Linked DNA regions of Mus musculus: all the other regions are linked to region 3. A link is a loop called in an ENCODE intact Hi-C map of the cell type or tissue named here. Cell type or tissue: heart. All regions are shown on one strand. Links, peaks and the distances in the headings refer to the core of each region. The heading gives the core; the rest is flanking DNA.

The links. Peaks named below come from ENCODE experiments on the same cell type or tissue, not always from the same donor. Only the 100,000 strongest peaks of a DNase experiment are listed, where the experiment ranks them.
Region 1: a loop joins it to region 3, with 2.2 times the contacts of the local background. A loop is called at or near these places in 15 of 42 quality-filtered maps.
Region 2: a loop joins it to region 3, with 5 times the contacts of the local background. A loop is called at or near these places in 17 of 42 quality-filtered maps.

The regions. Positions count from the first base shown.
Region 1 is chr9:57,906,122-57,916,857 of GRCm38, reverse strand. It overlaps Ubl7 (ubiquitin-like 7 (bone marrow stromal cell-derived)), which reads right to left and starts at 5,872. Exons shown (of 11, transcript NM_001122873.1): 1 at 5,799-5,872; 2 at 4,008-4,220; 3 at 2,185-2,304. The coding sequence starts at 4,191. In heart, for the core only: a CTCF peak has its summit at 5,867; a DNase peak (open chromatin) is centred at 5,897; H3K4me3 peaks cover 2,102 bases; H3K27ac peaks cover 1,633 bases.
Region 2 is chr9:57,930,622-57,941,357 of GRCm38, reverse strand. It overlaps Sema7a (sema domain, immunoglobulin domain (Ig), and GPI membrane anchor, (semaphorin) 7A), which reads right to left and starts at 1,246. Exons shown (of 14, transcript NM_011352.3): 1 at 1,030-1,246. The coding sequence starts at 1,207. In heart, for the core only: no CTCF peak of the experiment used is centred there; a DNase peak (open chromatin) is centred at 5,487; H3K27me3 peaks cover 1,096 bases.
Region 3 is chr9:57,857,811-57,868,546 of GRCm38, reverse strand. No RefSeq gene overlaps it. Among named protein-coding and RNA genes, the nearest start is that of Arid3b, 26 kb to the right of the region's middle. In heart, for the core only: a CTCF peak has its summit at 6,516 (motif pointing left); no DNase peak of the experiment used is centred there.

The DNA.
Region 1 (10,736 bases), core at 3,744-8,743, 48 kb before region 3:
ATATATATGTGTATGTATGTATATATGTATGTGTGTGCATATATATATATATACACACATACATGTGCGCACAAACACACACAACCTGCAGTGGAGACCGCCACAGTAAGCCAGGCAGAAGAAGAGAGGCTAGCAGATTCTCCTCCTACAGAAATGCACCAACTCTAGGGTGGGGGGCGACTGTTTGCTTCATCCCTGTTGTTTGGGACCGAATCTTACTATTTAAACCAGGCTGGCTTTCAGTGAGTAACCTCCTTCCTTGGCCTGTTATTGTAGGACTACGAAAGTGTATCATCAAATCCACCTACTTTTAGAAGAATACTACAGGAGAAAATATCTAAAGTACTATTATTTTAAAACTTTCTTTTCAGAACTAAATTTACATTCACCTCCCAATAAAAATTCCATTTGTTTCAAAAATAAACCTGCAGATGACACAAGGAGAAAAAGGCTCTAAATGTCCTAAGGCACAAGCTGCTAAGAGTATTGGGTGTCGCTGTAACACCCTTTGGGAAAGAAAGGCAGTCAGGCCAAAAGAAAACACAAGCCCAGAATAGTTTGGGTTCATATCCTAGTCCTAACATTCATTTTAATTAGGTGACCTGGAACAAATATTCTTCTGATCTTATTTTTATCTATAAAGTGCTAGAGTGTTATTTAGCTACCATGTCCTGATTATGTAACATACTGATGGCGGGAAAAACAAACGAAACTAGCTTACAGAAACCACAATCATTCATTTTCTTCAGTCAATGTCCTCTAGTGGAAGAGCAGAGAGACAGACCTGACCTGAACAAGCTAGGTTCAAGGCTCAGGACGCGGAGGAGAATACACACCACGAGAACTCTGGGGCAGCTCCATCAGAGGATATTAGAAAAGCAGAGGATCTGGGCTTGCATGGATGATTCTATGGAAACAGTTTTTGCTCTGGGGTCAGTTTTATTCTTAGGCTTTTAATAGCCCTACTCAAGAGAAAAGGCAAACCTGAGAGAGGTAAAAGCTCGACGTAGAAGAGGTACAGTCCCGCTCATCAGCCAGGAGAGGGGTGTGTGATCTCTTGTGTGTCTGGACAATGAATGGGCTTTGTCTCTGTTCAGAAATGGCAAGGATATTATTTTCCACTTGATCCATGATGTCTCAGGATGTCCTTGACTCATCATGGTGAACCCTATAAACAGTGGGACTCCAAAGTCTGGCTGTGAGCATCACCTAATCCTAGGATGCCAGGCTGCTCTCCTCTCTCACTTCCCATATGGATACAAAAGATGTTTTTGTTCTGTTTAGAATTGAAAAAATAACTTTCAAATTGATAACCACAAGCAGGGCGTGGTGACACATGCCTTTAATCCCAGCACTCGGGAGGCAGAGGCAGGTGGATTTGAGTTCGAGGCCAGCCTGGTCTACAAAGTGAGTTCCAGGACAGCCAGGGCTATATAGAGAAACCCTGTCTCGAAAAACCAAAAAAAAAAAAAAAAAAATTGATAACCACTCATAACAGACACAGACAAATAAAAATGTCAAACTGCTATTTAACAATGCTGACCTCTTTTACATAGCTTAGCTTTATACATGGAGACATGTTTAAAACACAAACACAAAATCTAAATTGTAAATTCCAAGAGCAACTTCCATTAATAAACTAAAAGGGCTTTAGGTTTTGTAGAGTTTCTCCGAGAGCTACTTGAATGCTAGTGGAATATTTCTGGAGGTAAGTTATGAGCTCAGCAGGCGGTGTTAGCTTACTGAACAAATCATCACCTGAGGGAATTTGTGGGAAGAGTTGCTTAACCAAGAACGAACTATAGCACTACAAAAACAAATTAAGTTCCTGGCTTTTGTCTAATGAACAGAGCAACGATAATAAAAGAATGTAAAGTTTACTGAAAAATCAACTGTTGATCTAAAGAGTTTAAATAGATCCATACACACTACATGGTTAGAAAACAATGGTTAATGAACTTATTAAGTAAAAAAAAAAATATATATATATCTATTATTAGTGGTGTTAACAATAACAACGTCACATCTTAATTTACCAATGGGGATCTAAACCAATAAGGATAGAGATAGCACCTATCACCACTTTGGTAATCACCCAGGACTGTATCCCAGGAACACACAAGCTCTTCCCTTGGAGATACTAGAAAGTTCTGCCCATCTAACTGAGGACAAACTCTCCCTTACCAGGTTTCTGATCAGGCTCAGGCCAAGATTTTCGGAGAACATGGACTGTGGATCCAGGCTGAATACCATAGAAGTCAAGGGTCTGGTCATCTTTTAGCTTCCGGCCACAGTAGATCAAATCTACAAAGAAATCATACAAACAAACAAAAAACCTGCCTATTCATATTTTGTTTCTCAAAGCAATTTGGTTTCTATCCCCTGAGAATCTTATTTTAATTAGACAGCACTCAGGAGATAGGAAGCAACTCACCAGGTAAAGAACACTCACTCTGCAAGCATTACGACCTAAGTTCAAGTCCCCAGCTCCCACATAAAAAGCCAGGCATGGCTGCACACGCCTGTAATACCAGTGGCTGAAGGCAGAGAGCAAGCTGACACCAAGCCCATGCTGTCTAACCCAAACTGGAAGAAGATTCAGATTCAGTGCCAAGGAAATAAGGTGGATGAGATGGGGAAACACCCGACATCCTGCTCTGGTCTCTTCATATGCATGCACGAGTGCATACTTCTGTACACTCACATACATGCGTCACATACATACAAAAAAAGACTTTCTCCCAGGTGTAGTGGCACATATCTATAATCCCAGATATTTGAGGCTAGCCTGAGCAATTTATTAAGATCTTGCTTTAAAATAAAAAAAGTCATATAAATAGGCTTTGGATACAGCTCAGTAGCAGACTAGTTCCCTACCATATACAAGACCCAGGATTTAATCGTCAGCACAATGTGTGTTGGGGACATTAAGAAATACATTTTGCCGGGCGTAGTGGTGCACGCCTTTGATCCCAGCACTTGGGAGGCAGAGGCAGGCGGATTTCTGAGTTTAAGGCCAGCCTGGTCTACAAAGTGAGTTCCAGGACAGCCAGGGCTATACAGAGAAACCCTGTCTCGAAAAAAACAATAAATAAATAAATAAACCAAATAAATAAATAAATAAATAAATAAAAGACATTTTGACTAGGTGTGCTGGCACACACTTTTTATCCCAGCACTCAATAAGCAGAGATAAGTGGTGAGTTTGGGCCAGCCAGGGCTACAAAGTGAGACCCTGTCTTGAAACAAACAAAACCCCAACATTTTAAACAACTTTATCAAGTACAAATGCTTATTTAAGAAGTATATGCACAGTACACCTCTAAAGCTCAACCCTGTAGAGAGTAGTGATTCCACATAAATGTGAAAAATATAACATCAAAAAGGATGGAGCTGCCGGGCAGTGGTGGCACTTGGGATGTAGAGGCAGGCGGATTTCTGAGTTCGAGGCCAGCCTGGACAGAGTGAGTTCCAGGACAGCCAGGACTGCACAGAGAAACCCTGTCTCGAAAAACCGAAAAAAGAGGATGGAGCTGATCACCTGTGATAGGAATGTCTTCACCAGGGAGAACCCTTGGCTAGCGTACATTTCGCTCCTAATCTAATCTGACTGTTCTCTACGAAAGCTCTTCCTTCCTCCACTAGGAGTACATTGCCAACCTCATTTCCTATTTTGCGGCCTTCCCTTTATTCAGCCATCAAGACAAACAAAAACATCCTTCTAATTATCCCTTAAGTCTTAGGTGACAGATTGAGGAGTCTTGTCTCATCTGCAAGTCTTTGCTAATTTTGTTCGATCAGACAAAAGACTTCAACAACATCATAATGAAGAGTCTTAAATAATAACGTAGTTCAGTGTAACATGAGACTAAAGTGACAAACAACAGTTTTGTCATGTTTTATGTTTTCACTCATGTAAAACTTACTCTGGAAGGAGGCAACAAGCCCTTTTACCTCCTGTCCCAGGGGCAAGAGCAGCAACCCAGCTCCTGCCAATGAAGACTCACCGATCAGCTCCGGGTCTGGAACAGATTCCTGGAGCTTGCCAGCAATAAGCTGCTTCAGAAATGAAATGCTATAGCCCCCTAGGGAATATTCTCCCAGTTCTGTCTCTGGCAACTGAAGAATAGATTTTGGAGCAAGTGGCTGGTCAGCCAGCTTCACTGCCAGATGCCAGTCTGAGAGAGACATCCTCTCTCTTTCGCGCTCTCTCTTTCTCCCTGTAAAACAATAAGGCATTAACGGTTAAAAGTCAACCCACCTCCCTACTCATCTCTCCCTGCAACAAGAATAAAGGAAAGATCATTTCAGTGTACTACTGCTAGAGAAACATAGGTGTAGCACTAAGAGGCTAGAACTAGAACCTAGTGTCCCTCCCTTAATTCTTTCTCTGGTGGACTACAAGGGATTTCTCTTATGCCTCAGTTTCTTCACCTTTAAAGTAAACACAAAAGCCGGGCATTGGTGGCACACGCCTTTAATCCCAGCACTTGGGAGGCAGAGGCAGGAGGATTTCTGAGTTCAAGGCCAGCCTGATCTACAAAGTGAGTTCCAGGACAGCCAGGGCTACACAGAGAAACCCTGTCTCAAAAAAACAAAAGAAAAAAAAAAAAAAAGTAAACACAAAAGGCCAATCAGTTGGATAGGAATGTTGTGAGGTTCAAGCAAGATCACCCAACCCTCTCCCTTCTACACACTCATTTCTGGTTTTCTTCTCCAGCTTTTGATTTAGCTATAACAACACTTTAAGGAGGGCCCTTGTCTCTCTTGCCTGCCCTTATCAGAGATCTATAGCACCACCCAATGTCTTATTGTTAAAACACAGATCTAACAAACTTAACTGCTTAGAAGGCCCCCATTAATCCCAAAGCACTTCTATGAACAGGTGGGTGTTAACTCCACAGCCAGATTACAAACCCATTTATTCTGACGCCTACCAGCTTTCTTCAATAGACCCAGCCCTGCCCCTTTATAACAACACACGTAAGTATACTTCATAACAAAGTTGTCCCCTATATGTAACTCTGCTCACCTCCTGTCTTTGCATATAAGTTCTCTTCCCTTTTTGGCCTCTTAGCAAACTCCTACCAAGACCCACACAAACACATCGGTTCCATGCTCTCTTCTTGGTCACACATTCCCTGTTCCCTCAAGGCAAAAGAGCAACACAAATCAATAGATTTGAGGACAAGTCAGCCAGCTTCATTACCAGATGCCAGACTTAGAAAGCTACCTTCTCTTTGCTGCTTTTTCCCTTGTACAACTTATTTACTTCTCAACTTCTCATTGCGTCCCTCATATTTGTGAAACCCCCCCCATTCTTGAAAGCCAAGACTAGAGCTTTTCTAACACAGTCCCCAGCCTGACATATATGAATGCCCACAAAATAAATCTAAAAATTCAAAGGGTGCAAGAGCCTTGTACCGCAAGACCAGTCCTTGTTACAGACACTATTTCTGCCAAAGAGGTCTCTTGCAGTAAAGACAAGGCTAAGAAAAAACTGTGGTGCGACCCAGCGGACTTCAAGGTACTATCCACCTTTAGGTTTAAAGCGAGAAAGGAGGTTTTTGTATACCGATTTCAATCCTCACAACTGTCTCCTGAAACTGGCATCATTGTCCTTATTTTACAGATCAGGAATAAAGACTCAGAAAGCTGAAGTCTCTTGGCCCAAGGTCACAGATACCTAGTCGTGAGTAGGGACAATGTTGACAACCCCACCTCTCTCGTGGGACCAGTTAGCTACTCCGGACCCACGAGAGCCCCGCGCGCCCAGGGAGGGGGCCCAGCGCCCTCACCCGTCCCGCGGAAGGAACCCGGCCGCAGCGAGCCGCCGGTGTAAACACTCACTCTGGTCCTCTTGCCGGAAACCGGAAGCTCCGCGCTGCATTCTGGGGACTATAGTTTTCACTGAGACCCAGCCCCTTATAAATGGCCGTCCAGCAGCTAGTGGCAATGCTTCCGGGTCCTAGGAGGCGTGAGTGCGAGCACGAGCAGTTTGAGGTCCTAGAAGCCAGTAGGTTGTAGCTTTCTGTCAGACACAATTGTACCACCACCTGAGGTAGGGAGACTCAGTGTGGAATTTTCGAAAGCAGCCAATAGCCCGATGATTCCCGCGCTCTCCAGGGATATATGTGAAGCCTGTTGGTTGTCCCGGGTTTGGAGGAGTCCTAGGCCGGAGGGCGAGCCTTCTCCGAGGGGGACGGGTTCCTAAGTGGACAGGCGCCCCGCGGCCCTTCCGATGAAGACGCAGTTCTCCCACGTAGCCAGCCTCTTGTGCTTCTTGCTCCTTTCTCCCAGGAAACCTGCCTTGTGGCAGCGCACCAGGGCGCTAAAAGTTGAGTCCGTAAGGGGAGTGATTAAGTCGGGTTTCTGGCCCACCGCGAACATGCAACAATGGGGTTTATAACACAGTCATTCGTAGAATCAGTTTGGGGAGGGGAATTTCCACTGAACTTTCGTGGAGACACTGCCTGTTTTAGATGGCTGAGAAACTAATGCACAATCAAATTGGATTGAGTTTACACAAAAGTTAGAGTTAGCTAAACTCAAGAGAGAAGTGATTTTTCTCAGAAAGTTCCACAATTAAGGAAAACAATAACCAAAAACAACCAACTTTAAAACTGTGAAGCTGAGGGACGGGTGAGATGGCTCAGCAGGTAAAAGCACTTGCATTCAAACCTGAGGACCTCCCCGGGAACAAATGGTGAAAGGATTGAACTGACTCCCCAAAACTGACCACACACACACACTAATAAAAAAATGTAATTTTAAAAGATAAAGTTCAGGCTGGAGAGAAGGCTCAGCAGTTAAGAGCACTGAGTGCTCTTCCAGAGGTCCTGAGTTCAATTTCCAGCAACCAAGTGGTGACTCACAGCCATCTATAATGGGATCCGGTGCCCTCTTCTGGTGTGTCTGAAGACAGTGACAGTGTATAAAATACATAAATAAATCTTTTTTTTAAAAAAAGTTCATAATAGCTACTGTGTACACAAGTGTAAAAGTTGTATTCTTGCCGGGCGTGGTGGCGCACGCCTTTAAGCCCAGCACTCAGGAGGCAGAGTCAGGCAGATTTCTGAGTTTGAGGCCAGCCTGGTCTACATAGTGAGTTCCAGGACAGCCAGGGCTACACAGAGAAACCCTGTCTCGAAAAACAAAACAAAACAAAAGTTGTATTCTTGTACAGTCCACTCTAGGACAGAACTCGGGTAGTAACTGAGTACAATAGCTTAACAGAGAAAAAGCAAACTACACATACATAATTAACCCTCCTGGTCTTATAAAATATGCATGCTGCTAGAGAGTTTCACGGTGCCCAAAGTCCTTCTTCCCTATCCTGTCCATTTTTAAATACAGCCCCTCTTTCAGGAATTAAGTGGCCATCCTCTTAACCAATTTTCTATCTACTAAAGTACTGACACTTAAACACACTTTATTTCATTAAATTTTGTTTAGTACTGTGTCTTAACTGTTTGCCGGAGATGTCAGAAATTCTGTCTCTTTTTGTGTTCTCAAAATGGAGCTGAATGCTCAGGAGATTCTTTTGTTTGTTGTCATCATAATTTTCATGAAAAAATGGCCCTTAACTGCCTTGCTTACCTTCCACTGTTGATCTTTACCTGAAACATAGCAGGTTAGCAATAAGAATGTCTTGAATGGGGGCTGGAGAGAGCTCAGCGGCTAAGAGCAGTGACTGTTCTTCTGGAGGTCCTGAGTTCAAATTCCAGCAACCACATGGTGGCTCATAACCATCCGTAACAAGACCGGATTCCCTCTTCTGGTGTCTGAAGACAGCTACAGTGTATTTACATACAATAAATAAAATAAATCTTTAAAAAAAAAGGAATGTCTTGAATGAATGATCCAGGCCAAAGCTATTTATCAAATATGACTGTCTTATTGTATGCCTTTTGTTCTCCAGAGAGGAGAGAGGAGATTTCAATTGATGATGTTGCAAATGGGCAAATTAATGAAGGAATCAACCAAACAGGTTCTGTGTAAACCCAGTTAGCGAGTAAGTACCGTGCTCCCAAGCAAAGGTCAGGGCCTAGAAAAAGAAGCCTGGACACAAGACAAAGTTAGACGTCTGGCAAGAAGGAAAGAGGCCAAAACCAGGTCCTTCAGCCAGTTCTTATTTGGAAACACTGATATCCTTGTCAGCTCTAAGAACGTGCTGATGAGCATTCACTAAATGTTCAAGAGATCATTTGGTCTAATCAAGAATTCTATTGAGAAACAAATTGTAAGAATGGACATTTAAATTTTTATTAGTAGTATTCTGGGGGAGTGCATGAATGCCACGGCAATGGGTGTAGGTGGGTGTGTGCCATGATAAAAGTGTAGAGTCAGGTGACTGCCTCCTGGGATTGACCCTCGAGTTTCCATCTTGTTTGAATCGGTTCTCTTCAATGCCATGTAAAGCAGGCTAGATGGCCCCAGAGCTTCTGTACAGTCTCCTGTTTGAGCTTCCCATCCCCTGGCAGGGGTGTGCTGGGATCACACTACTGCCTCTCTGCCTTTCCTGTGGGTTCTGGAAATCTAAAATTCAGGTAGTCAAGCTTTTGTAGAAAGCAAGTGCCTTTACCCAGCTCAACACTTTTAAAATGGTGTTTAACAAACCTTATACAAATATGAGGATTTCTGAGTCTCACAAGAAAGTAAATGAAACTCATCTGTAACAGCTCCTACTGCAGACACAAATGGTGGAGCTGGAGAAACGAGGCAGTGGTTAAGAGCACTTTTTTGAGTGTTCTTTCTTTTTTGAGAAGATGGATTTTTCTGCTCTTTACAAAAAATTATTTATGTATATGAGTACACTGTCACTCTCTTCAGACACACCAGAAGAGAACATCAGATCTCATTACAGATAGTTGTGAGCTACCATGTGGTTGCTGGGAATTGAACTCAGGACCTTTAGAAGTACAGTCAGTGGCTCTTAACCGCTGAGCCATCTCTCCAGCCCCGCTCTCTCTTTTTTTAAACAGTCCATTATTTCTATGAATATTTTTGTTTGTGGCACTTCTTTCAATGATATGGGTGTTGCTAGTGCTGTCCCAGTGGACTGGATTTGTCAAGATCAATGGGACAAACTGTGCCTATCCCTGGAAGGTATTAGGAAGGTTTGACCTCAAACTTATGCAAAATGCAGGCTTGAGGTTTCACATTTTAAGGGAAGAGCCTTGTCACACAGGGGCTCTTTCCAGATCCCTCTCCTCAAAGCCAAGCAGAGAGAGCTTTCCTTCTTTTCTTGTATACATAGTTATTGTTTTAATAATCTAGCCTTCCAGATTACTAAATACTAGCAAATACTTTAAGGGTTTCCACTTCGTGCTGAGATGATCAGTTTCAACCTCTATGAGGCCCCAGGACCCCAAACCAAAAACTCCCGAGCAAGATGTCCAGAAGCACAGGTCTTCACGGGAGGTTCTCATCAGTTCAACCTCGATGAGCCTTTCAGTTCCTCTTTTCTCATTGGCATCTGAGGATTTCCTTGTTTTCCTATAAGTACAGCTGTGTGACTTTTTATGTATGTGAGTACACTGTCACTCTCTTCAGACAGTGAATGTATTTATGTAACATTGTGGGTTTTTCCATTTCTTTGTTATGTGTATCCGTGTTCTGTCCTCATGCATGTCTTTGCACCGCATGCTTACCTGGTGCCTTGGAGGGCTGAAGAAGACAACAGCTCTCTTGGGACTGGAGTTACATAGGGTTGGAAGCCACCTATGGATGCTGGAATTAAACGTGGGTCTTCTGGAAGAGCAGCCAGTGCTCTTAACTGCTGAGCCATCTCTCCAGCCCAAATACCTTTTTTCTTTTTAAGAATAATTACAAAAAATTTTATGCATGTGAATGTTTTTACCTGTCTGTATGTCTGTAAATCACATGCATGCGGTGCTGGAGGAAGCCAGAAAAGGGCACCTGATCCTCTGGGACTAAGGTTACAGATGATTGTTAGCTGCCGTACTGGTGCTGGGAGTTGAACCTGAGTCCCAGAAAGAGCTCTTAACCACTGAGCCATTTCTCCAGCCCCCAATCAACGTACCTTTCAAGTAGGCCTTGATATCTGGTAACACAAATTCTTGCCAACTTTCTTTTGTTCTAAGTTGGGCAAGGCTATTTCTTACTAACAGATGATAATTGTTACTTTTTTTAACGCTCCTAAAATATATATGAACTATATTTTTGAACTAACCATGCATGAGCAATATATCCAACTAAATATATGCAGTCAACAAAGTTTAAACTGCACATTTGTTTGGTAATCTACATATTTCACTTAGCTTGAATATTTTCACACATGCTGAAATTGTCTTTTGAAAAAGTGATGCTTCTACTATTTCCAAGTTATTTCAAGTTGATAGTAAAGTTACAAAAATTATACAAAATGGGGGCCACAGAGGTGGCTCAATGGTTAAGAGCATTTGCTGTTCTCACAGAGGACTAAAGTTCAATTCCAAGCAACCATGTGATGACTTATAACAATCCAAACTCCACCCAGAGGATCTGACCCCCTCTTCTGACGTCTGCAGGTACAAGTCCCACATGATACATCATACACATAAAAATAAAATCTTTTTAAAATTCTACAAAATAACTCGTTCCAGTCCTTCACCCAAAGTTCCAATTGTTAACATTTTACATTTTCCTTATCATCCTTTTTTCCTTTTTAAAGATTTTTTTTGTTATTTTATGTATATGTGTACACTGTAGCTGTCTTCAGGCACACAGGAAGA
Region 2 (10,736 bases), core at 2,953-7,952, 74 kb before region 3:
CAGCCCCCGGTGTGAGTCCCCCATCACCACTAGGGGAGGGGCTGCAGAGATGCCAAATTTGGGTACAGAGCTGAGTTTGTCTGGGGGCGGGGAGGCATTTGTGTGCAATGCAGGGAGGGAGCTCAGTCCCTAGTGGCAGAAAGCCTCCAACCCCAACCTAGCCAGCTTTCTGTCCCACCGTCCGTGGTTCTGAACTGCGATGCCCGAAGGAAAGACTCCAGTCCCTCAGGTTCTCATATTCACTACAGTCCTAAGGATGCACACTCCTCCCCAGATACGCCGCTTGGGGGTCCCAATGGCCTCGCCCCACCCAATGGGCACTGTCCCCCCTCCCCGTGCTAGTGCCGATTTCTGGTGACAACTGCCACGTGCGGGCAAGGGGGGAGCGGCTGGTCCTAGCATTACGGAGACAGCGCCCAGGTGCTCGGAGCCCCTGCACCGCACCTTGTCCCGGTTCGCCGCAGGGTGCCCACCCCCTTGCCTGGCCCGCGCTCCGGGCCGGGGCGGGGGCGGGGGCAGGCGGCGGGGTCTTTGTTCCCGCAGCCCGAGCGCAGCGGCGGCGGCAATGGGTCCGCGCCCCCTTCACCAGCCGAGCCCGAGCCCCGCGTGCCAGCAGAGCTCGCAGCTTGCAAGGAGGAGGTCGGGGTGATGAAGCTGGCCAGGGGAAAGAAGGGTTCTGTATAGTAGACCCCGTGGCGGAAAGCCAAAGAGCCTCGGTGAGACAGGGGCCCGCAGCCTCCCCCCGCGCTCGGGCGCTGCGGCTCCGGCTCAGAGCTGCCGTTGGACTTGGAGCGCCACTTAGCTGGGCCCGGGCCCCAGCCACTCGCTCGCACGCTGCAGCGCTCCAGCCCGCTCCGGCGTGACAGTACGCACACTCACAAACACTCACCCGGACCCACACGCTCCCTTCGGGGCCAGCCTGAGACCCGCAGAGCTGCGCACACGCACTCTCTCCGGGTGCCGCACACTCTGCACCCGCCCCGCAAGGCGTCCGATCCCGCGCCCCGCCGGCCGCGCGGCGCCGCCTACCTTTCCAGACGGCGGAGATGCGGGGTCCGCTCCTCGAGTGGCCTTGGGCGGAGGCGGCGGCCACCCAGAACACCAGCAGAAGCCGCAGCCGCAGCGGGAGCCCGAACCGAGCCGGCAGGCTGAGGACGCGGGCGCGCGGTGCGCTGGGGGCGGCACGTCCGGGAGGAGGAGGCGTCATCCCGCAGCCCCGGAGCGACAGCGGCAAGCAGCCGAGACTGAGACAGCGCCCGGCCGCAGGCAGAACCTAGCGCCAGGAGGCGGAGTCAAGCGCCTGACCCCACCCCGCCCCTCCCCCCCGCCCCTCGCAGCCTTTTCTAGCTTTGCCGGTGGCCCCTTGCTTGTGCGGTGACCGCTGCCAGGAAAACCTTCGCTACCCGCACGCGGGCAACTCCACCGGGAGAACCCAGCTGCAAAGAAGACAGACTTGTGATCTGTCATGAGGGGCAGATCCCATCCCTCCTCTGGGCTTCAGTTCCACTTCCCTCGCCCCAGTGGAAAGAAAGGCCTAGGAAATCCGTAAGGATCTCTCAGCGCATGGATGAGTCTAACACCGGACAACCCCCCTTGCTGTCAGCTAAGTGGTTTGTAGTCAGAGAACCATTCTCATAGAATGGGCTTGCGGGAGTGGGACGCAGCTCTCTGCTGATCCTATCAGCCGGAGCAGGATGCTTTCCTCTGTGGAGGAGAGAGGGGAGGTCTAAGATGTGTGGGGTGCCCACAACGCCCCACGATTGCTCTGCCTGAGAGAACACTGGGAATTTTTCATCTTGGCCTGGCTCCCTCCTCTCCCTCTCCTTTCTCCTCCCTTCCCCAGCCAGCAGCCTTCTGGGCTGCCTCCCCCCAGCCAGCTGGTGTATGCTCAGAAAATCCAAACTCATTTCCATGTGCACTGAGGGGGATATAATTAGGAAGGCCCCTTCCCCAAGAAAAAAGTGAGGGGCACAAGACTCATAATCAGAGAGGGAAGGTCAGACCAATCGAAGGGAATCTTTCTCTGCCTAAGGCTCAGCTACATACCAAGGGCAACCTGGTGACGCGGTGGTAGTTCCATCAGAGGGTCCAGGCCCCTCTGCAGTCACCTGAACAACCCAGGAAACTCTGTCATTGGCTTATGTTTTCAGAGCCACTTTGTCTGCTCTTCGTAAAAGGGTCTCCCATGTTCCTTGGGCCAGAGATGGACAGATTCCCTACCTCTGCTTGTACCCAAAGAAGCTATGACTGGGAAATCCATCCAGGTCAGCTTGTCCCAATCTATTGCTTACTGTATATGTAGTCTAAGATGTACTGCACCAAGAAGAGACAGGGCAAGGAAGAGGGAACAGAAGTAAACAAAGACTTGACCTTCAAAACCCACAGACCCAGACATACTGAGCATGCTGTAGACACAGGCAGACCCTGGGCAGGATGCCCTGACCTCAGAGCCAGCCTCTTCACTGCTCCACGGGCAGGGAGGTTTTGATACAGCGAATCTTAGCTCTGCCAATTGTACAGTCTGCTTCTAGTTGTTTTCTCCATTCCTAAAAGCCCCAAAGTACCCTAGCCACTAAGGTGAATTCCTCCAGATCTCTCTGTGGGGAGGGGTCTAGAGACACTACAGGGCTGTGCACGGAGTCACTAGCTTCATGATGCCTAAGATCACAACCCCAGAAAGAAAAGCCTATTGACAGCCCAAGAACTCCTTCCCAGGCCTGCACTGAATCCTGTGGCCCTAAAGTTGGCAAACTGACCAGGCCAAAGTAGCTTCTAAGAATGATACTTGCTTTCTAGCCCAGTGACTCATATTCTGGGCAGTTATGCCCTCCAGTATCTTCATTTCTATAAATGATTGGGGCAAGTTAAGAAACCACCCATCCCTGCCTTTAAGAACCAAGCATTCAAGTGCATCTGAAATGAAAACATTACCCATGTGCACAGTAACTCATAAAATGCAACCCACTTCCGCCTACATCATTCCTCTCAGACCTACATTTTTTTCCTCTGATAAGGAAACATAGCTCCAACTTAGGGACAACTCTGAGGCATCCAGGACAACAGGGGTCCGTCTGAGATCAATTGGAAATGAATGAATGGAGACAGAAAGCCAACTTTTCTGACTTTAATAACAATTGCCAATAGTGTGGTTACTATTACATGCTATAAACATTCCACTGCCTCATTTTTAATGCCGACTTCATGATCCTAGGAGTTAGGTGCTATAGTTCCTCTCTCTATAAGCAGGGGAATTAAGGCATAGAAAGGTGATACAATCTACCTAAACTCACTCGGGTGGACAGAGACAGTGGCAGAGCTGGGACTTTAACTTAGGTGGTCTCTCTAGGGCCAACACCTTTGCTTCCATCAGTGTAATGTGCCTTTGCGTGCTGCCGCTGGTACTTGACTGCAGTCTGGGTCCAAACAATCCTCAGAAGGACCCAGACAGGGCTAGGTTACCACGTGCTGAGCAGAAGGGCAGGCCAGGGGCCAGACTCAGCCTCCTAAGCAATAGGGAACAGATGGAAACTAGGGGTAGAAGCCAAGGCGTTTGTTTTTTTTTTTTTTTTTTCCCAAGGCTGCATGCTAGAGTGAGAAGTGCTGAAGGCCGTCTTTTCTCCAAGACAGACCCTGGGACAACGGGCCAGGCCAGATGGCAGCCTGCTCCTTGATTCTATAGAAGGAAAAGCCACAGAAGGGAACAGGTACCAGCAATAGTTTGGGGGTTCCTGACTCAGGTAACACAGGGAAATCGAAACAGTATAGGTAGTGACAGGCCTGCCTGCCTGCCTTGTTAGAATCCAAAGCTGGCCCTTGAGCCTGAACCAAGGCATACCCTGCCACTCATGACCAGTGATGGGAAATGGCCTCACCAGAAGCAGCATCAGATGCAAGTGATGACAAGTCTGCAGGGGAGACACAGCTCTGCTTCTCCTCACATGGCCCCAGAATTGGAGGAGTGGGAGACAAGACTACTAGAAAGGATGCAGACCTGCACCCTGTGGGGCAGAGAAGGTGCAGCCAAATCCAACGGGTACCCTTGAGAAATCAAAGGATCTGGACACATACAGATTGGAGCTTCGTGACCCAGAACCAGCGGAGGTCCTAAGGTCCATCACAATATTCCAACAGAGCCTCTTACCCTCTGGGACCAAACTCAGTCCGTTTCTCCTTTCCCAAGCTTTCCTCAGTCTTGATTCCACAGCCTGACCTTGCAGGCATGACCTACCCCAACAAGAGGCCCAAGGTGAGGAGATACAACATACACACAGGTTGACCATCATACTAATTTTCATAGATATAATAATCTAAGAATCTAACTTCTCAGGGTTATTAATAGCTCTAGTCGTTTGTGTCGCCTCCTCATGTAGGATTCCATCCCTGCCATTAAGTCTCCACCCAGGCCTGCCTCTAACAACAGGAACGATTTACTCATCTTCATGTCCCCTAATTGTCAGAGGCACACAGACCAAGCAGGTCATGGGTGGAATGCTGTTTACAGGACAGCTGCTACTCAGCTCAGGACCATGGAGGCCACAGAAAAGGCAGCAGATAGACCGTCTGGCTTTTCAAGTGAAGTTGAAAGTTAAGTCTTTGCTCAAACTCTCCGGTTTAAAGAGATCATCATCAAATAAAAGCATCACCAAATGATCCAAAAAAGTTAACACGGATGCATGATGCCAGGTGTTAGGAGCTAGAGAGATAGCTTAATGGTTAAGAGCACTGGTTGCTCTTCCAGAGGACCCACATTCTATTCCCAGTACTCACATGCTAGCATTCAACTGGCTATAACTCCAGTTCCAGGGGCTGATGGCAGTGTATACATATGGTGCAGAGACATGTGAACAGGTAAAACACCCATATACACAGAATAATAAATAAATACATACATAAATAAATACATAAATAAATAAATAAATAAAGTTTTAAGAAACAAAACAGTTTTTAGGCCACATCTGGACCACTCTGCACACCATGCCTGTCCGTCTCACAAGCATGGCACAGTAGCTTTAGTTACCATTGTTGCTGGCCACATGCCTAGGTGTGCCTGGGTAGGAGTGAGTGCAGAGCTCTTTAGGCTCTACAGATCCCAGTACCACATCTCACCACACCACACATCTCCAAACCCTCACCAGCTTGTTCTCAAGCTCCTGCTTTCTCTCCCTAAGCCGGATCAGAGTCTACCAGCTACCAACTCTGATTGAAAGACTTGAAAAACACACATTACTTAGCCCCTCTGGTCTGCACTGCCCAGTGCCAGCCTATACCTGTATCTGTCGCAAACATACATTTTCATTTGATCTCTACCCTAAATTGTTAAAAACTCAATGAGATCAAAATGTGAAAATCCAGAGAGGAATATTTAGTGAGGACAGGCAGAGAAGAGCTAGACTTTTTCACCTTCCGTTAAGGCGGTCAGCTCAAGTATGACTGGGTGAGACAGTTTAGCACTCTTAGATGGCACTGGGCTTGTGGTAGGAGCGCCACCTGGTGTCTGCAAGTCTTAGGGACAGGACAGAAACTCCCAAACCTTTGCAGAGAAATCTCCTCCCTCCAGCCCATTCCCAGGCCACAGACCCATCTCTGAGCTTCCATTCTTGCTCTCCAGGGCCTGGATCAGATACAATCACATGAAATCACATGTGACCCATCAGTTGTAACAAAATCTCCTGACTAGATGGATCTGGAAAGTTCCTATCTCAGCTTGGCAGCTAAGTTATTTGGCAGTGCCCTGTCCCAGGCCAACTCTGATTCTTTTTTTCTTTCCTTTCCTTCTTCCTTCCTTTCTTTCCTCCTCCTCCTCCCTCCTTCTCCCTTCTGCTCCTCTTCCTCTCCCTCCTCCTTTTCCTTATCCTTCTTCTCCTTCTTCCTTCTTTTCCTTATCCTTCTCTTCCTCTTCCACTTCCTCCTTCTCCTCCCCTTCCTCCTCTTCTTTTTCTTCTTGACAGGGTCTTACTCTCTTGTAGTCCAGGTTGGTCTCAAACTTACACCAATCCTCCTGCTTCAGCCTCTTGAGTATTGAGATCATAGGTGTAAGCCACCATGGTTTCTTTGTTCACAAGTGAGAAAGAAGAGCTGACGCAGTTGTTTACCTAACCAGCTCCTTTCTGGCCTGGAGTAAAGCATGGTACCTTCGGCATTTTTTTTTTTTTGCTTGGACCCTGGACGACATGCACTCTTACTATGCTTTACATAGGGTAGGCCCGGACCCTCCCAGCTGATATGATCCTTGGGCTTGCTAGGACCCTAGCAATGAGAAGACCACATATAGGCCAGTGCTCCAAAAAATCACTCACCTTTTCTCATGGATGTAAGAACTCACAAATTGCACTTCTTGGGACCAAAAGCATTATTCAAAAGGCATGCATACAGTCCAACTTAGGAGCCTCTTAACACAGCCCTCGTGGCCTCAGACAGCCTCTAAGTACATGCCTCTGATGACAATGTACTCCATCATGGAGGACCTCTGCCCATCTTCTTAGCTCTGCACAAAGGTTTCTTCCTCTGGAAGACTGCCAAATAGTGGTCTAAAGCTACACAATTCTGTCTATTCACTTTATAGAATACAGCCCCTTCATAAATTTAGGTCAAATTCTTTGAAATCTTGTGTGTGTGTGTGTGTGTGTGTGTGTGTGTGTGTGTGTGTGTGTGTGTGTGTCTGTGTGTGTCTGTGTGTGTGTGTGTGTGTCTGTGTGTACACAGATGCCTTCAGAGGCCAGAGGTGTCAGATTCCCTGGAGCTGCTGTTACAGGTAGTTGTGAATTGAATACTTAATAAGTAACCACTGAACAACCTCTTCAACTCCAAATTTGAGGGGATTTGTTTTAGATGGCCTCTTTTTTGAAGCCAGAATACATTTGTTTATTTATTCATTCATTCATTCATTCATTCATTCATTCATTCATTTAACGTGTGTGAGTACACTGTATTTATCTTCAGACACATCAGAGGAGGACACCGGATCCTATTACAGATGGTTGTGAGCCACCATGTGGTTGCTGGGAATTGAACTCAGGACCTCTGAAGAGCAGTCAGTGCTCTGAACCACTGAGCCATCTCTCCAGCCCCTTAGCAATTGGATTTTTGGTTTCTCAATGAAAGGCTTATTCTAGTCCTCCACCTTGGATTCCCCTTGTGCTACCTTATGTGGTAGGATTCCAACTCCTTGAATCGTCCCCAACCCAGCTCTGGAGTGCCATGTGTCTCCAATACACACACTGTCAGTATCTATAGACTTAGAATAAAATGTCAAACAGGATACAACTGAGGCTCCCAGAATACAAGCCATGTGTGGAAGTGATCTAACCTTCGGTTGGTCTGACATAGAAGCTTGTTCCCCTCCCATGCCTAAACTGCCACTCTCAGGGTGAGGGTTTAATACACTCTTCAGCCCAGGTAGCTTCCAGACTGTGGGCTGGGGACAGAGCCTAGGTGACAGTAAGGATGGCTATTGGATACACTGTCTCACCCAAGCCCTGGAAAGGCTGGTTTCCCAACATAGTTACATCTCCTAATGGGCAGCACTTGTGGGCACAGGATAATAAAAACCTGCTTTTCAAGGTTGTTCTGAGAATGCACTGAGATGGCACCATGGGTCTCAACTCAATCCCAGCATGGAATGCCCGATAAATGAGCATTACTGCACAGCACTGCTGGGACCTAGCCTTGCTGAGGCAGAAGCCTGGGTCGTTGTGAAAAGGCATTTCTGGCCTGGGGAAGGATGAATTCTGTTACCAGCAACTGCAGAATAAATGTATGGGACCAAGACATGGCCAAGCCCACAGGAACAGTGTAACCAAGCTGACATGATTATGGCCCAGAGCCAGAGAAGGCCGAACCGTGGGTGTCAGGGGAGGCAAACAGAGGCATGTCAATAAATTCCCCCAACATTCTCACCAAACCATCACTGCCAAGGCCTGTGGCAGAGGAAATGAGAAGCCACCTCAGGGTAGGGCTCTGAGAGCTTGGTCTGGGGCCCAGGCCAGATGGGGCTGAGGCGAGGAGCAGAACCCAGGCCCATGTGCCCAGCAAGCTGTGCCAGCCCAGTCCGTGTCAGCCCAGCCAAATTTGAGTTATATCAGGAGAAAGATCTGTTCAGAAAGCTCACCCATCTCTGCATATTTGCATATTCTATTTTAGGGTCTCTCTTCCTTTTTTTCCCCTTAGCTTCCTAGAAAAGTTCTTGTCATCAATTCCAACTTCACCTCTGTTGAACTGCAAATGCTCGCTGGGCCCCACCTCTGCTCCCTCACTAGGATCCCTGGCCTCCTGACCTCCACTGCCCATGGCTTATTCAGGGCCAGTTCTTGCAACCCAGCTCAAGCTCCAGTGTACCCAGGCCTACATCCCTAAGTGCAAGGTGGCATTCTGTGACCAGGCTTGCCTGGCGGCTGATGCCACTGACCATGCATGCCCTGTCCACCTCCTTCACCCCACTTTGGTGACCCCCTTCTCCTTCCCAGAAGTAGATCTCCTTCTCACATCTCCCAGTCACCATTTCCCATAAAGCCTAACTCCTTTGTGGATATCTATTTTCTTCCACGTTCTCCTGGAGAGATGATTTCCACATAAGATGCCAACATAGCCTTGAACTTGAAATTTCCTGATGACTATCTCAGCCCAAGGACCACTGCCTGGCTGTCTTGGAGTACCTCAAGCTCACTATGTCCAAACTGGTCTTGCATTATTCCAAATGTACCCCTTACTCTTGGCAGCATCAACATCTACCTACTCACATCCTGCCTCCCCTTTTCCCCACCCCCAGATCTGGTCTGCCCTTCACACCTCACATCCCTCCCCTCCTGCTGCAGAAGGTTGCAGGTCCTAGTGTCCCATCTGGAGATAACGAACCTTCTCACTGGTTACCCATCCTCAGTCTCACTTCCCACAAATCCAGCCTCCACACAGCTGTCAGATTATCTCACATACAAATCTGGTACCCCACCCCCACCCCGCCCCACTGTCCTGCATAGACACTCCACAAGGCAGGGCTCCAGGCAGATTACTGAGGCACAAAAGGCTTGGCACCCAGAAGCCTAGAGAGTTCTGAGTCTTCATTGCTACGGCAAATACTCTTCAACATCAACTCAAGACTGGAAATGTGGAAACCTAAACATTTTTGCAGAGTAGGTAAAGAATAGGCTGCTGGGGCATCTCTGGAATAGTGTGTTCTTCTGAGAACCCCTCAGGAGAAAACCCGAGCTCTTTAGCCTGCTGACGGCCCCCATCACCTACTCCTCCCATCTCAAAGGCCACAGCTGCAGAAAAAAACTACACCAGAGTCAGTTTCTAGCTGCCCACTTCCTAACCATGAAATTGTTGACAGGATTTCCCCCTCTGAACCTTGTTGTCTCCATCTGTTTAATGGCAATGCTAGGAGTACCCTCTCCCTAAAGACTGGAGTCTGTTTTAACTATAGCAACTATCCCCCAAGCTCCCCTTTACTGCCAGGCCAGACCTCTGTCAACCAAAGTGGCCCACTGCCTCAACCTTTCCACTCTTCTCCATTGTCTATTGCCAATCTATTCACCAACCAGAAGCTAGAATGACCTATATAAGATGGAAAGCTGCTTCCCCAGTTAAAATTCTGACTTCCTGTGGTGCCCAACTTACTTTCCACACCAGCAGGTCCACACAGACATCCCCTCTCCACAGCTAGGCACACAGCACATACACTTGCTTCCTTAACCTTCCATTCTAGCTCCAACACCTCTTCCCCCAGGCAGCTTCTCTTAAGGGACATACTACTAATCTAAGTGATTCCTTCCCCCTGAGTCACCCACTCAGCCTTGGCCTTGTCTGGCCCAGCTTTCATCAGGGTTTAGTGGGCAAGGTCTGCCTGCCTTACCAATAGCACAGTTCTTCTGGAGCAAGTAGGCCACCATGTTTACATGACACAGAGAGGCTGTTTGTTGAAAGAGTGAAAAGCACAATGGCAAGGAAGGAGCCCTCAGCCCACGGAAAGCCCCGGGCTCGGTGGGGGCACTTATCAGGCTCAACATGGACTGTTTAAAATATGACCACAGGAAGCAAAGCCAATGTGCCAAGCCCATGGAGGAAAGACCTGACAAACAAGGGAAACTGTTCACTCAATTCTGGGAAGCTGTGTAACGGGTACCAAGAGTTGTTCCAGAAAGGGCAAAGACAAAGGTTCTGCAGCAGAAAGGGATGCATGAGCTCGGGAGCCTTGAGCAGAGTAAGAGAACCAAGAGAGGAGGCAAGCTCTAGGGAGTGCAGCATCAGCACCATCGGACTACCACTGGCCCTTGGCCTTTGCTTCTATCACAATACTTCTCAACATCAACTCAGGATCATGAAGGAAATGCAGAAACTTCAAAAATTACAATGGACTGAGGGCATATCTGGAATAATGTCTTCTTCTGAGTACCTCTCCTTAAGATTATTACTAACATAAAGGTCATACAGACCAAGACGTGCTGGGGACCAAGATCAGGAGGGTAGTTCAAAGGGCCACATAGAATCACCAAGTAACTAAACTACAGGAGGAGAAATAGCACAGACCAGTTCCATGTGGCTCCTTGAGGTGAAAAGGATTATAGATACTTTCACAGGAAACCTTCTGTCCCAAGAGGAGACAAGCAGGGGCAACAAGGCCATGACTAGAGATGGTGTGAATGGAATGTCTACCAAAGCCAAAGTTGGGACAAACTTCTGGGCTTCTGCCTTCCACATCAGCTCCAAATGAGTCCAAGAACTATTATAGGGATAGCCATTTT
Region 3 (10,736 bases), core at 3,905-8,904:
TAATTTTTATTGTATTTGTTGTTGTCGTTGTAGTTATGTGTGTGTGTGTGTGTGTGTGTGTGTGTGTGTGTGTGTGAGATGTATGTGTGTGAGTGCAGGTATATGAATGCTATGGCACACATATGAATATCAGAAGATAAATTTTGGGAATTGGTTCTCTCCTTCCACTATGGAATTTGGGAATCAAACTCCTGTTGGGGAGTGCTTTTACTAACAAAACAATTTCATTGGCTTATTGATCTTTTTCTTTAAATGTTTTTGTTTTCTTCTTGTTACATGTTTTAAAGATACACATCAGCCTACTCATATATGTATTAAGATAAAAATACTCTGTGAGCCACTTAAATTACTTGGATAACACCCTCAGTCTTTGGTGGCCTATTGGAGGAAGCGCGGACTGCCTAACATGAACCACACGATCAGGACCCTGCAAGCTCTGCCGCATCTGACGCATCTTCTGGCATCTTCTGGCTCCCTCCTCTGCACTTACACAGCTAGACTTACATAGCAGCTCTCACAAAGCACAGCCTTCTCCCCACTCTTCCTCCTCTAAACATTGGTGTGTCAGTTCCTCTGGCATATTCCTTTTCTCACCTGCCCTGATTGTGTTTAGACAAACCCTTTTTCCACATAGCTTAGCACTTGGTGGAAAGCCACTGCACCCTGAGCTATAAGAAGGCCATTCTGATCATATGACCCAATCATAGTTCTGTCTGCCATGCAAATGGCAACCAGTTCTGGCTAAAGAGGTGTAAGAGGTTCCTAAGAAACTCATCCTTGCTCCCGCCAAAGAAAACAGAAAGACTTCTTACATTGATCTCTCCCAGGACAATTCTGACATACTCAGGACAGTGGGGCAGAGATCTGTCTGACAGAATATGAGCCTTCGATGCCATGGAGTGCATCATACAGGCATGAAGGACAGCTTTGTGTTGGTCTACACTCTTTAAAAACCTTTACTACATTTTATCTCTTTATTGGTGGGGGAACGTTCAAATTCAATAATTCTAAAGCTTAAGACTGGGCACGACAGTGATTCATACACTCTTATGCCAAGGCAGTTGGTGCCAGTGCCTGATCTCCCAGTCTGCTCTCTCCCTTGGCAGCAGCTGTGCGGATGTACATTTTACATCACGATGCCATGAGATGGGTGTAGCCTGGATCCTTAAATCACCACATGGAGAACAGCTGCCCTGAAGAGCTTGCTTGAACACATACATTCTCAAGAAATGCCCATCTTTGTGTGATCAGAAACTGAGATTCAAAGTTCTATATGTTAGAACATAATTTAGCCAACCCTAATACACTCTTCCCAGAAACAGGCTTCATATTTTCGATATCAAGGTAGAGTTTTATTATTTATAAATAGGCACATTGTGGAATATTCTGGAATTCCCCTTTGTTATGTAACAAAGTGTCTTTGAGATTTTCTACATCAATTTGTAGCTCACTCCATTTACAATTTATAAAGTATGTCATGAATACACTTCAATATAGTTAGGAGATACATTCCTTTAATGGTTTTGAGCAAATATCACATACATACTGTGTAAAATTAAAGGACTTCTAAAGACGATATGTGCGTCTGTCTCCCTCCCACTGTTGTCCTGAGCCAACAAATTCCCTTCCAAAGGTAAACGATATTTTCTATTCTCTGTATATTTCCAGAGATGTGTCATGCACAGGATGTTTAAATAAACTCCCTCTGCTTGAGATCTCAAAATGATAAGGTCACATGGCAAAGTTAAGCACGGGCCCACCAACACAAAATATGCAAAGATTACAGGAAGCCGGTTCTCACTCTGAGCTCACCACCCACTCACAGCCTACAAAGGTAAAGGAAACATAGACAATTCAAAGCTTCTAGAGAACTCTATTAGTGTGCTGAGTCACTGCCGCCACCCCTACGCGTGCCCTTACGGTGTACACAACTTACCTAATAAAAGACATTTACTAGGATAAGCTAGTAAAACATATGTGTCTGCAATTTGGTAAACATAGTGAGCTCATGTCTGAGTTATGCCTCAGAGATGTGCATGGAAAAACAAACTCTAATGCACATAACCTATGTGTAGAGAAAACCATAGTTTAGGATGCTGTAGGACTCATAACCAAGGGCCAAGGAACCTATGTTCTCTAGCTGAAAATAGTAAAATCATGCCAGGCTGAATGGGAATGTATTCGGTTGGTAGAGTACTTATCGAGTATGCACAAAGCCCAAGGCTTAATCACAACACTGTATAAAATTGGGTGTGATGGTGCCTGCTATTCTTCTGAAGGACTGAGGTTCAACTCCCAGCACCCACATGGCAGCTCACAACTGTCTGTAACTCCAGTTCCAGGGAATCTGACACCTCACACAGACAGACGTGCAGACAGAACGCCAATGTACACACAAAATACAATTAAAAAAATTTTTTTAAAGATTTACTTATTTTATGTGTATGAGTCTTTTGCCTACATGTATGCAGGTATATTCATGACTGGTGCCTGCAGAGGCCAGAAGAGGGCATCATATTCCCTGGAATTGGAGTTAAGGGTGGTTTGTGAGCCCTCGTGTGGGTACTGGGAACAAAACACTCAGGTCTTTTGCAAGAATAAGTGCCCTTATCTGCTGAGCCATCTCCCCAGCCTCCTATGCTTGTCTTTTAAAAGTTTACTATCAAACATATATAACAGTCCCAAATATTTCAGGTTCTGTAGATTTCTTGGCCTCGTGAAAAATGTGAGCCAAATGTGGTAGCACAGGCATTGGTAGCAAAACTGTACCAGAAAAAGAAAGTTGGATGTGGTGGCTCATATACATAAACCACCTAGGTGTTCAGATGTTGATCTAGTTTGAATTCTGTTGCTCTGACAAAACACTGGCCAAAAGCAGCTTAGGGAAGGAAAGAGTTAATTTCAATTTACAACCCATCATCAGGGAAAGCGAGGCAGGGACGTGGAGTTAGGAACTGAAAGGAAGGCCGTGGGCTGAGCCCTCCTATATCAATCACTAGCCAAGAAAATACCCCCAAAAGCATGCCTACAAGCCCATCTGACAGCAACATTTTTCTCAGCTGAAGTTACCTCTTCCTAGATGACTGGAGTTTATGTCAAGTCAATAAACAAAACAAAACAAAACAGAGCTAGCTAGACGTATACTCTATAATATTCAAATGATGATTTAAAAACATAAATATTCATCTCTCAGAGTCATACCAAATGTTAAGTGATGCACGGGAAGTCACGTGTGTCTCATAATTTAGTTCATTTAAAAAATTTTTTTCAAGACAGGGTTTCTCTATGTAGTCTTGACTGTCATGGAACTCACTCACTCTGTAGACCATGCTCGTCTCGAACTCATAGAAACTTATCTACCTCTGCCTCCAGAGTACTGGGATTGATTTAGAGGCATGTATCACCACCACCCAGCAGCTCACTTAATTTTTAATATCCTTTTTGGGGCTGGTTTTGATTTTTCCTGATGGCTGAGAGGGGTAAGAACTGAAACCTCTACATTAAAGGCTGTACTGTACATATTCCAAAAGCTGTTGTCCTCGCAAAATGTGCTCCTCTCTCATAGACAAGTGCATTGGAATAACCACCACGGGGATATGAGGTACAGCACTGTGATTATTTCACCATTGCTTCAATTCATTGAGAAAAGAAATGTACTATCACACTATTACCAGTGCATATCTGCATTAGCGAGGGTTTGCTAGAGGAGAACTGAGTGTGTGTGTGAGTGTGTGTGTGTGTGTGTGTGTGTGTGTGTGTGTGAGAGAGAGAGAGAGAGGGAGAGAGAAAGAGAGAGAGAGGGAGGGACGGGGAGGGGAAGGGAGGGGGAGGGGAGGGGGAGAGGGAAATTGATTAGAGACTGGCTTACAGGGTATGGTCCAGCTAGCCCAACAATAGCTGTCTCCCCACAAAAAGTTCAAGAATCCAACAGTTGTGGAATCCATGAGACTGGATGTCTCAGCAGATCTTCAGTCCAGGAAGGAATTTCTGTACAGATGTTCCCAGCTGCTTGGGATTTTTAGTTAATTCCAGATGTAGTGAAAATGACAACCAAGAATGGTCATCACAGTCTCCATTACTCACACAGGGAAGTCACTGTATGACTCTCTTGGAGGTGTTCCAAGGGTCTATCTTTTTGCTGTTGTTCTTGTTTTTGTTTTGTTTTGTTTTTTAGTTTTTTTTCTTTTTCTTTTTTATTAGATTTTTTTTCATTTACATTTTAAATGTAATCCCCTTTCCTGGTTCCCCTCCGAAAACTCCCTATCTCCTCCCCCTTCCCCTGCTCACCAACCCACCCACTCCTGCTTCCTGGCCCTGGCATTCCCCTACACTGAGGCATAGAGTCTTCACAGGACCAAGGGCCTCTCCTCCCTTTGATGACCGACTAGGCCATCCTCTGCTGCATATGCAGCTGGAGCCATGAGTCCCTCCATGTGTGCTCTTTGGTTGGTGGTTTAGTCCCTGGGAATCTCTGGGATGTACTGGTTAGGTCATATTGTTGTTCCTCCAATGGGGCTGCAAACCCCTCAGCTCCTTGGGTCCTTTTTCTAGCTCCTCCTTTGGGGACCCTGTGCTCAGTCCAATCGTAGGCTGCAAGCATCCACATCTGTATTTGTCAGGCACTGGCAGAGCCTCAGGAGACAGCTATATCAGCCTCCTGTCAGGAAGCACTTGTTGGCATCCACAATCATGTCTGGGTTTGTAACTGTATGTAGGATGGATACCCAAGTGGGGCAGTCTCTGGATGGCCTTTCCTTCAGTCTCTGCTCCACACTTTGTCTCTGTAACCCCTTCCATGGGTATTTTGTTCCCCCTTCTAAGAAGGATCAAAGTATCCACACTTTGATCTTCCTTCTTCTTGAGTTTCATGTGGCTTGTGAATTGTATCTTGGGTACGCTGAGCTTCTGGGCAATATCCACTTATCAGTGGATGCATATCATTTGTGCTCTTTTACCTCACTCAGGGTGATATCCTCCAGCTCCATCTATTGCCTAAGAATTTCATAAATTCATTCCTTTTAATAGCTGAGTAGTACTCCATTGTGTAAATGTACCACATTTTCTGTATCCATTCCTCTGTTGAGGAACATCTGAGTTCTTTCCAGCTTCTGGCTCTTATTAATAAGGCTTCTATGAACATAGTGGAACAGGTGTCCTTATTACATGTTGGAGCATCTTCTGGATATATGCCCGGGAGTGGTATTGCTAGGTCCTCGGGTAGTACTATGTTCAATTTTTTGAGGAACCGCCAAACTGATTTCCCGAGTGGTGGTACCATTTTGCAATCCCACCAGCAATGGAGGAGTGTTCCTCTTTCTCTACATCCTCGCCAGCATCTGCTATAACCTGAGTTTTTTATCTTAGCCATTCTGACTAGTGTGAGATGGAATCTCAGGATTGTTTTGATTTGCATTTCCCTGATGACTAAGGATGTTGAACATTTCTTTAGGTGCTTCTCTGCCATTCGAGATTCCTCAGTTGAGAATTCTTTGTTTAGCTCTGTACCCCATTTTTAATAGGGTTATTTGATTCTCTGGGGTCTATCTTCTTGAGTTCTTTGTATATATTGGATATTAGCCCCCTATCAGATATAGGATTGGTAAAGATCTTTACCCAATCTGTTGGATGCTGATTTGTTCTGTTGACAGTGTTGTTTTCCTTACAGAAGCTTCCAAGGGTCTCTCTTAAGATAAGGTCTGATCTATGCTTCTCTCTTGGATGGTTTCTGGTGTTACCTTGTTCACAAATGAGCATGAATGGCTCCATCTTCTGCTTGGAAAGTTCTTTGCCAGTTACACCAGTTCTCCTGGAGAAACACTGTAGACTCCATTTAAAGTTTGCTAGTGCTACTGAGACACATTAGAGGTACTCACCTCTCCCTTGAGCACTGGGGCAGGAGTTAAGCACTTTTAAGCATTGTTAAATACCATCAACTACTGTGAGCTATTAGAATCATTAGTTTCTGAGCTTTTGTTAAGTCTTTACTGTAAACGCCCTTTTAATGCTTTCTGTGAATGGCTAAAACTGTCAAAAGCAGGCATTTGACAGGCCCCTTCCTTTATGCCTGGTACCCTTGAATGGGGAGCTGTCAGCCGTGCCGCCCTTTATTGGCAGCCTGGTGAGTCTGGACACTTTACAATTTCTCTGGGGTTATTTTGCCAGCTGCAGAGGATCGTTATAATGACAACTGAAAGACTCTGCTGGGAACTGCTCCAGACAGCCTTGGAAAGCAGAATGCCAAGGCAGGCAAGGCTTGGCGAATTCTAAGCAACCCCGCAGCCATTTTCACCTAAGCCAGAAGGGAAGCACTTCCTCAGATCTGAAGCTTATGCAAACACAGTTCTTCATTTGCTTGGAGGACTGTGCCAGGATAGATGCAAATGTCACCCTTCATTTGTGTATGAGTCTTCTGTGCTGGGTGCACACGCCCTTGCCACACTCTCCATGTGAGTTCGTATGTAGGCTGTGTGGCTCAGTTAGTTCTTCAGCTGGGAAACACCCTCCTGTGCTGCCCTCTGGTGTTACAACATCAGAATAGTTTTTTCTCACCAACTTTTGCGCATCATTAGGAGAGCCGACTCTCCTATGTAGTTAACCCAAGGACCACAGAAACACAGAAGCAGCAGGATGGCAGTGCTGGCAGCTGCCTCAGTAACAACAAGAACTGGCAAACAACAGGGAACAGAGGTGCTGGAAGCAGAAAGAGTACAAGAAAAAGTGGAGAGACAGAAAGATATATGAAAACCAAGGAAGAGAAGCCATAGGTTTGGGTTGCTGGAGTTGGTCTAGGGAACTACTGTGCTTTAAGGGCAAAGAGACGCCCTAGAACTGAGAGATCTAACACTCGTCACTATCCAGGACTAAGATTCCTGACACTCTAGTCCCAAGACCTGTAATTCTAGCCAGCCAAAATTGAAGGCCATGTCACTGTGGGTCAGGACCTCTTTGAGGGATCAAACAACCCTTTCACAGTAGGTAGCCTAAAATCATCAGAAAATACAGATCATACATTATGATCCATAACAATACAGATCATACATTATGATCCATAACAATAACTAAGATCTGGGCTGGTGAGATGGCTTAGTGGGTAAGAGCACCCGACTGCTCTTCTGAAGGTCCAGAGTTCAAATCCCAGCAACCACATGGTGGCTCAGAACCATCTATAACGAGATCTGGCGCCCTCTTCTGGAGTGTCTGAAGACAGCTAAAGTGTACTTACATATAATAAATAAATAAACAAATAAACAAACAAACAAATAAATAAAAAGAGTTTAAAAAAAAAACAATAACTAAGATCATCAGAAAATATAGATCATACATTATGATCCATAAAAATACAGATCATACATTATGATCCATAACAATAGCAAAATTATAGTTATGAAATAAGAACAAAATAGTTTGGTGGTTGGCAAGTCACCACAGCATGAGAACTATATTAAAAGGTCACAGCATTAGGAAGGTTGAGAACCACGGTTGTAGAGCTTCTGAGACCTGCTCAAGAGCTGTCGTGCCAACAGGTATCACCTGAGGCTGCTAGGTGCACACTGCTTCCACGGCTCGATGCCCCTGGAAGCCAAGGATCACAGCAATCAAATGCCAGTGCTTCTAGCAGTTCCAACTTGAGCATCAGGAATTACCAGTCTAGCTCCAAAAACCTGATAGCTCCCTAGCTCTCAGGCTTGTAAACTGTCTGGTTCTGTCTGTCTACACCCCTCACCCTTGGGCATAGAAGGACCTGGGATCTCCAGCACCAGAAGGGGCTCATCCTATTCACGAGTCCTATCTAAGTGGAGCAAAGGTGCTTCAGGCAGTGTTACCTGGAGGCTGTCTTTGAAAGCATCTTACTGACTTATTCATATGTGATGGAATTCTTGAGCCTCTTCCTGACTTATCATTCAGGGTTTAAAAGAAGTCATGGTTTAAAAGCCTTCAGGAAAAACACCTTGTTAGTATGATCTGGTAAAACTTTTTTTTTTAAAGTGTGGGTCTCTTAGTGACTGTGGTTTCCAAGCTATCATGAAACTTACTCATTTGGTGAGCAGGTGGCTTAATGGGTAGAGCTACTTGCCTCAAAAGTCCAACTGTTTGAATTCAATCTCTAGACCTATGTAAAGGTGGAAGAAAAATGACTCCTCACAACTGTTGTCTGACCTTCACATGCCCACTATGGAATAAATGCCTACACAAGCATGGTATACACATGCTGGCATGTGCACACGTACACACACAGACACACACACACCACACACACACACTCACCAAACGTATGAATAAGCTTAAAGAGTTTAAAAGAAACTCACTAATGTGGCGTCTAACAATAGCAACACAACAATGTTTTTCCCGTGGTGCTCTGAAGTTATGGCTCATTCATCACAATGTGAGTTGTATTGATTACTGCTCTGTGCTGTGTTTAATGAGAAGTCTTGAGACAGAAACTCAGGCAAGCTCCAAAGTGAAATGAAGCAGAATTAACAGGGTCCAAAGATGGGCTCTGTAGGGATGGAGTGGCTAAAGAAACCCAACAGCAAGTTGAGGTGGAAACTTAAGGGTTTTTTGAAAGTTGGTTGGATGGTGTTTTGCTGGGGCAAACATGGGAAGCGGTGTTTCCTTAAAGTGGACACAGGTGTGAAAGGCTGAGGCAGACTTGTGAAGGAAGGTTTTGATGTTCTGCTAACGCAAGCACGTGAAAGGACACGTGATGAAAGATTCTTAGTTAGCAACATGCATGCATTGGTCCACCTTACATTGCTTAGTTGAGCTGCATTTGACAGGACTCCGTAGAGAGAAACGCACCAAAAACCTTCTGGTGGTGTGCTGCGGTTTGTTGCCCCTTCCACAGACTCAGGCTGATTGGATGCCCATGCTGAGGCAACACCCGTGCTGAGGCATCATGAGGAGGACACATGATGTTTTGAGGGTACAAATAGGAGTCCACAGAGTAATGGAAACAGAGCTTGGCTTGCAGGTACAGCTGTCTGTAAAACAAACACCGGTGGGTCTTGCATCTTCCCTGATTTTCGCTTCTCTAAGAAAGGCACAGCTGAGAACTTCTGGTTTTCCTGTTGGTCCCTCCTGCTGACTCGAGCCAAGGCTGAGGCCTGGCTGGTTCTCCTAGGTCATGTCACCACTGTTGCTAACCCGACTCTACCAAACTGGACTGCTGGTGTATCCGTGAAGTGTTTGTGAGTAGATTGAGCTGCTGCTGCCAACCTGTGAACTGAACTGCCAGTATCCAGACAACACAGAAGGGAGTTGCTCCAAAGAAGCTTCCTAAACAGGTCCACTTTGACCGTATCCTTTCTTTCCCACCACCTCTGGTGGGTGGTGGGCTACGAGGGAGGTTAAAGCACTTAAGAAACATCATTAAAAATAGGATTTGAAATAATTAAAGTTATAGCAAGTTGAAAGGGTTTTGGGAGACAAAGGTCTGCTAAAATATGGCAACCAATCTGCGGAAGTCTGCAGTATTGCAAAGAACAACTAAAGCACAGTTGAAAGAAAAGCTAAGCCTGGGGATAGAGCGATGGCTCGGTGGGTTAAGAGCGCTGACTGCTCTTCCAGAGGTCCTGAGTTCAATTTCCAGCAACCACATGGTGGCTCACAACCATCTGTAATGGAATCTGAGGCTCTCTTCTGGTGTGTCTGAAGACAGACAGCTACAGTGTACTTACATATAATAAATAAATAAATCTTAAAAAAAAAAAAGAATAGCTAAGCCTGATGTTCTTCTGTACAGCTTCAGAGGAGGTGCCATGAATACAGAAGTGCTTTGGGGAGGGAGGGAGGGAGAGAGAGAGAGAGAGAGAGAGAGATCATTGAGTGCTGGTATTTTTGTATCTTTAAAACAACAACAACTTTTGGCATTATTTCCAGCACAAGGAACAGTTTTGAAACAAATAGGTCAACTCCTGAAGGAATTAAATAAAAGCAACTATAACCACACCTGAATGCACAGATAAAAGCCACCCTCAGGTGACAAGGTAGCCAAAGCCATGTGCTTCATGAGAAGAGCAGGAAAGTCCATGGCTAGGAAGACTCTGCCGGAGAATCAGAGACAACAAGGACAAGAGAATTCTCCTTCAAGAACGGACTCTGATCTAGGAACTCCCTCCGTGGTCAGGAGCAGTGGCTTGGTAATATGTCTAGTAGTAACTCTCTACCCGTAGTCCACACGTACCTGAGGGAGCACGGCTGTGGCTGTCTCTTGTTTACCTTTCTTTAGATAGGTGGTTTTTACTGCTATTTTCTTGGCCTTGCTCCATCACTGCATGGTGGGTGGGTTTATTGGCAGTCATAAGAAAATAGCTGCAATCCGGCCTTTAGTCCATCTTTTAATGGGATTTTCTGCATCCCCCTTAAAGAAGAGTGAGTATTTTTGAGGGACAGGCTAGCTGTAGCAGAGAGCTCTTACCACCTATCAAAGCCACTCTTCCCATTAGGCACAAGAGGTCTTTCTATGAGGTCTCAATGTAGCTGAGTCTTCTCCATTATAAAGACGTGATGTGTGCACTTTTTGACGAAGATATGGCAGGTCTCAAGATGAGCGGAGTTGTCTTAGTCAGGGTTTCTATTCCTGCACAAACATCATGACCAAGAAGCAAGTTGGGGAGAAAAGGGTTTATTCAGCTTACACTTCCATGTTGCTGTTCATCACCAAATGAAGTCAGGACTGGAACTCAAACAGGTCAGGGAGCAGGAGCTGATGCAGAGGCCATGGAGGGATGTTCCTT